Regions from separate parts of the Mus musculus genome. Here region 1 is linked to region 2. Evidence: chromatin loops called from intact Hi-C (ENCODE). Cell type or tissue: left cerebral cortex. All regions are shown on one strand.

Region 1 (2,500 bases), 170 kb after region 2:
CTCTGTCTCTGGAAGGGAGGTTAGGGATTCCTAAAACAGCTATTTTGTGCCTGCTACCCTTCACCTGACTGAGGATTCTTCATCCTTCTCTCTTGACCCACTTGCTTCCCAATAACTCCGAGGGCTGCCCTCAGGTCCTAATGAGGACTAATAGGTTAGATAACTATTTTCCTTATAAGAAGTCATGGCTACAAATTGCAGAGCACTGTGTCTGTCTGTCCCAGGAGCCTCCATGAAAGCAGTTGTTGTGAGTGGTGTGTCCTGGGTTTATAGCAGGTGCACAGAGATGGTTTCTATGGATACTGGACATCTTGAAGCATTCCTGCTTCTCTAAAGAGATGCTCAGCAGAGCACACGGAAGTCATCCCTGGCAAGGTCTCCTTCGTCCTACAAGGCTCCTTTGTTCATGTTGTATTGTTAGGGGTGGCTCAGACAGTTCTAGGAGGGCTTCAAGAATGGGGGAAACTGACAAAGTTGGACAATTTCTCTTCTTGTATGACCATTGCTTCAACTATTTTGACCTTGTTCAATCTTGAAATAATGTGGGGAAGGGAGGGGCTGTGTGCTTCAGAGATGGGGATGGGGACAGGGACAGAATCTGAGGAGTTAGTCAGTCAGAGTCTCTGCGAAGCTGGTATTTCTGTCCACAAGTGAGAGGTTTGCAGCCATCAAAGAAGCCACACACCAGCACCAGGGCAGTCCTTCTGGAACCCTCCAGCAAAGCCTGAAGGGGAAGAGGTGGAATAGTTCCCCCAGGGTTCTGCTGGGAGAGCTGTCAACTTGAAGAGGGGTGTTTTCTCTGTATCTGGGAGCTAGAAGTGTAAGGTTCTGAGGGGGTAAGTGTTAGGTTCTAAGGGGGTAAGTGTTAGGTTCTGAAGGGGTTAAGTGTTAGGTCCTGAGGGGGTTAAGTGTTAGGTCCTGAGGGGGTTGTTAGGTTCTGAGGGGGTAAGTGGCTGCGGAAAGTGACCACACCCCTTAGTGCAGTTCACTTTGTTTTTGTTTCAGACGCAAGTTACAATGAGGCTTTATCTAGACCGCTTCTGGGGACTGATGGCAAAAGGTAAGACATAGGTTACATCAGAGGGATGCAGGGTAAGGAGGAGTTCCCAGAGAGAAACCAGGGCTCTGGCACCAGGCTACTGAGGGTGAGGCAGGGTCAGAGGGTGCCAGCTGCAAACCTGCCCACCACAGAGAGTTGTTGATTCCAGAGACAGGACAATGGTCCCTTGTCATCTCAAGGTTCGGTGTTTGTTTGTTTTTTCTAATATTAAAAAAAAAGTCTTTATTTCTTTAATGGATGAGTGCTCTACTGCATATACATCCACAGGCCAGAAGAGGGCATCAGATCCCCTTGTAGACGGTTGTGAGCCACCATGTGGTTGCTGGGAATTGAACTCAGGATCTCTGGTCAAAAGGACAGTGCTTCTAACTGCTGAGCCATCTCTTGCCCTTTGAGGGCAGGTTTTTAAACTGATACTCAAGCATTATGGCTGGAAGGTGAGGAGTCGTGAGGACTCCTGTGCGTATCCAATACGAACGAATCCATTGTGCTGAAGTTTGAAATGAGACTGAAGCCAGTTCCTGCTTCCCAGTCAGTGTTTAAATCCAGCTGTGAGGGCACCAATGGGTGTGATGGAACCTGGCATTGTTTTCAGTTCAAACTGCCAGGAACTTAAGCACCTTTGAAATTTCTATTATGTAGCAAATCCTGAGGGATGCCCTGCAAGTCTCTCAGCTCTCTGCAAGCCAACAAAAGACTGCCCAGTCCATTTAAGCCTCTACCCTCCTGCCATTGTAAGTTGGTGCTTAGAGTAATTACAGTCATGATCCAGAAAGGGAAGTTGAAGCCAGTGTCTATCAAGTAGTTTGTAGGCTCCTAGAATGGCTAGAGTCTGGAGTCCCCCAGCCCAGCAGACACCCTACTTGGATGGGTCTCACGATGAAAGTCAATGCTGTCAGGCTCTCAGGTAGACCTTCTTCCTGTGCATTGAACAGGCACAGGGCTGGGCTTATTTAGCTGAAGGCTCTGGTGTGATGGACTGAGAACCTCATGGCCTCAGGTGGCTGGGTGGGACCCGACATTGTTTCCTTGTGAAACAGCACATGCCATGTGGAAGTTTAAAAGTTACAACACATGTGCAGACCCAAGACACTCAGATATGGCTCGACTCTTGGTCTGTTTCTTCTCTCCTCCCTACCCTCCTTGGAACTGAAGTCAGGCCACTGAGCTATCCCCCAACCTCTCTCTGTCTTCTTTCATCCCTGGGGACGGTGTGCATTTCATAGCTTTTGATATAGCCTTGGTCTTGTAAGCCCTTCCTCTGGACTGTGTTCAGATTTGTGAAAATATTTTAAAATATTTGAGAGAGTTGTACAGAGGTTGAACCATCACCTAATGTTTTGAAATGAATGTACAATTGAAACAAAAGTGGTGGTACATTCCTATAATCCCAGAACTGGGGAGGTAGACTCGGGAGGATCAGGAGTTCAAACTCATTGT
Region 2 (2,500 bases):
GCAGCCTGTGACAATGAACAATATTCTCAATGAAGACCTCCGACCCCTGCATACCTCCATGGCTCTGTCTCCCAGAGCACCTCCCCTCTGTAAATTGCCACCCATCAGCCATTTACCAGCCTGGAACTAGGGACTTCCACTCAGGCTGTTGTTCCCTGCCCCTCGGATATGGCACTGTTTCCTCTTTCAGGGTCACATTCTGCTTTCTAGGCCCAGAGAAGTCACTTGCTCTGAAAAGTTTCCCAATGCTCCCGTGCAGAAGTGACTCCCTTCTCTAGTTCTTGGGATACACCATAGAACCATGCCTACTTTTCATTTCTGTCTACCTCTGGCCAACCACATCTTGTGTTTGCTGGTGCCTTAGATAGGATCGCATCTCATCAGAAACCACCCCTGTAGAAAGGGAAAGGCTTGGGTTGGTGGAAAGCCTGAAGCTTGTTCCCACCGTATTGCCGTGGCTCCCAAAGCCATTCTCCCCCACAGTACTTACTGGGAATCTCACAAACTGTTTGAAGTTCACTCTGCTTGACCTTGAGGACTCAACGAAGAATGTCTTTTTGTTATTGTTGTTTGTTTGTTGTTTTTTGAAACAGAGTTTCTCTGTGTAGCCTTGACTGTCCTGGAACTCCACCTCTGCCTCCCAAGTGTGGGAATTAAAGACACATGCCACCACCTCCCAGTCAAAATTTAGCTTTCAACAGAAGTCTTTTAAGTCAAAGGCAAATGAACACTCAGCGAGTGCTCGGTTTGGACCTTGAATGCCTGTCAGATTTACTGCCTGGGTCCTGATACTGTCTCCCCCACTTTCTCCCCCATCTCTGTCCACCATCCATAATGTTTTTGTCTAAAGCCCCTCTGACAGTGAGGACTTCATGACAGTAAGATACTGTTGCTCCCTCTCCAAGCTTCATTACCATTTTGAATAGAGAAACATTACCATGTATTTTGCTGTCATCTGTGTGACCTCATCATTTTCTTCACAGGCTGAAAGGTGCCAGAAGATGATCAGGTTACACAGATGAACGCAAAATACACAGCCTTCAAAACATAGCAGAGCACGGAGAATATCTGAAACAACTTCCTCTAATGGAAGTTATCTTTGAAGACCCAAATGCATTGGAGATCTATCTTCATATCAAGGTCACCATGCAGACACCATAAGGAAGATTATCAAACCACTCAATGGAACAAAAATGTTGGTTCTAATAGGACAGTCACCCGAGGTGTGCCTGCCTAAGCATGGTGTGTTGGGAAATAGAAGAAAATCTAGACCACACAGCAGAACAGAGGAGAGTGTGAATGTAGCAAAGAGAAATAGGCAAGAATAAACCAGAAAGACGCTAAGGAAAGGCTACTAAGCCTTTCCAGGTGTTTCTAAAAGGCAAGTATGCCACTCAAGGACAGTGGCTTAAGGAAGTAGCAGCCTTTAAAAAAAAAAAAAAAAAAAAAAAAAGTGTACTCTATCTGCAGTTACACTTGCATGCCAGAAGAGGGCATTAGATCCCATTACTGATGGTTGTGAGTCACCAAGTGGTTTCTGGGAATTGAACTCAGGAGCCAGTGCCATCTCTCCAACCCTGGAATGGAAGTAGCATTTTTAAGAGCAGTTAGTATTTTTTTCTTTATTATTATTTTTTAATCCTGGGCTATGAAAGGCTGATATTCTTTGTCTCCGTGGCAAGTTCTCCCCGCGATGTGTTTCAGGTTCACAGCGATAGACTCCAGTCAGCTGACCCAGATGGACTGACATGATGGAGAACTGAAGCAGCTTGTAGCTTTCTCTATTTTGTTGCTCAAAGTTGTTTTTCTTCTCTAATTCCTAATTCCCAGTGGGAAAAGAGGTCATGTGAGCTCTACCCAGAGAGAGGATGTGTTTAACACCTAACAAAACTCCAACCACCCAGTCTTTTGCAGGATGCGTGTGGGTACCTGCCTGTGTATGAGTATGTCAATAGTAAACAGCCAACACTTTTCCTAACTGTTCCCTATTGGGGATCTGGTTTACGTCTCCTGACAATGGGGTCCAGGCCATTTGGACAAAATACCCACTACAAATCCCATCAAGACAAGGGCATCTCTACTTTATGCCTGTCTTCACTTGACAATGTTGAAGAATAAGGCCCTAAGTTTCCCAAGGACCTGCCAGACTGCATGGGTCTCAGAGACGCCACCTTGGATGTTTCTATGAATATTAAGAATTTATTCCTACCTTGTTTTTGTGTTTGTTTGTTTGTTTTTCTGGTAGCATTGTGATGGAATCCATGCTTGGGTGAGAGTACTTCTTTTGTGAGGAGGCTGAGATGACCACTCGTTAGGTTGACTTTTGTGTTCCACTGTTCTTGCTTTTGCTTACAGTTTATTTTGCTATCGCTGGTAAGGGAAAAGAGGCAGGCTGGAGCCTCACATGGGTGCTGGTGGGTACTACACAGTGGATAGATGTGGGAACAAGTCTAAGAGAGCTGTGAACTTACTGTGAACTACGGATAGGCCATTGTGTGGG

The links. Hi-C counts contacts between places; a loop is a spot of excess contacts. Peaks named below come from ENCODE experiments on the same cell type or tissue, not always from the same donor. Only the 100,000 strongest peaks of a DNase experiment are listed, where the experiment ranks them.
Region 1: it touches region 2 in a loop (2.7-fold over the local background); 16 of 42 quality-filtered maps call a loop at or near these places.

The regions. Positions count from the first base shown.
Region 1 is chr5:36,583,342-36,585,841 of GRCm38, reverse strand. It overlaps a transcript of Tbc1d14 not described here. Among named protein-coding and RNA genes, the nearest start is that of Tbc1d14, 2.2 kb to the right of the region's middle. In left cerebral cortex, a CTCF peak has its summit at 1,323 (motif pointing right); no DNase peak of the experiment used is centred here.
Region 2 is chr5:36,749,546-36,752,045 of GRCm38, reverse strand. No RefSeq gene overlaps it. Among named protein-coding and RNA genes, the nearest start is that of Bloc1s4, 2.1 kb to the right of the region's middle. In left cerebral cortex, a CTCF peak has its summit at 1,490 (motif pointing right); no DNase peak of the experiment used is centred here.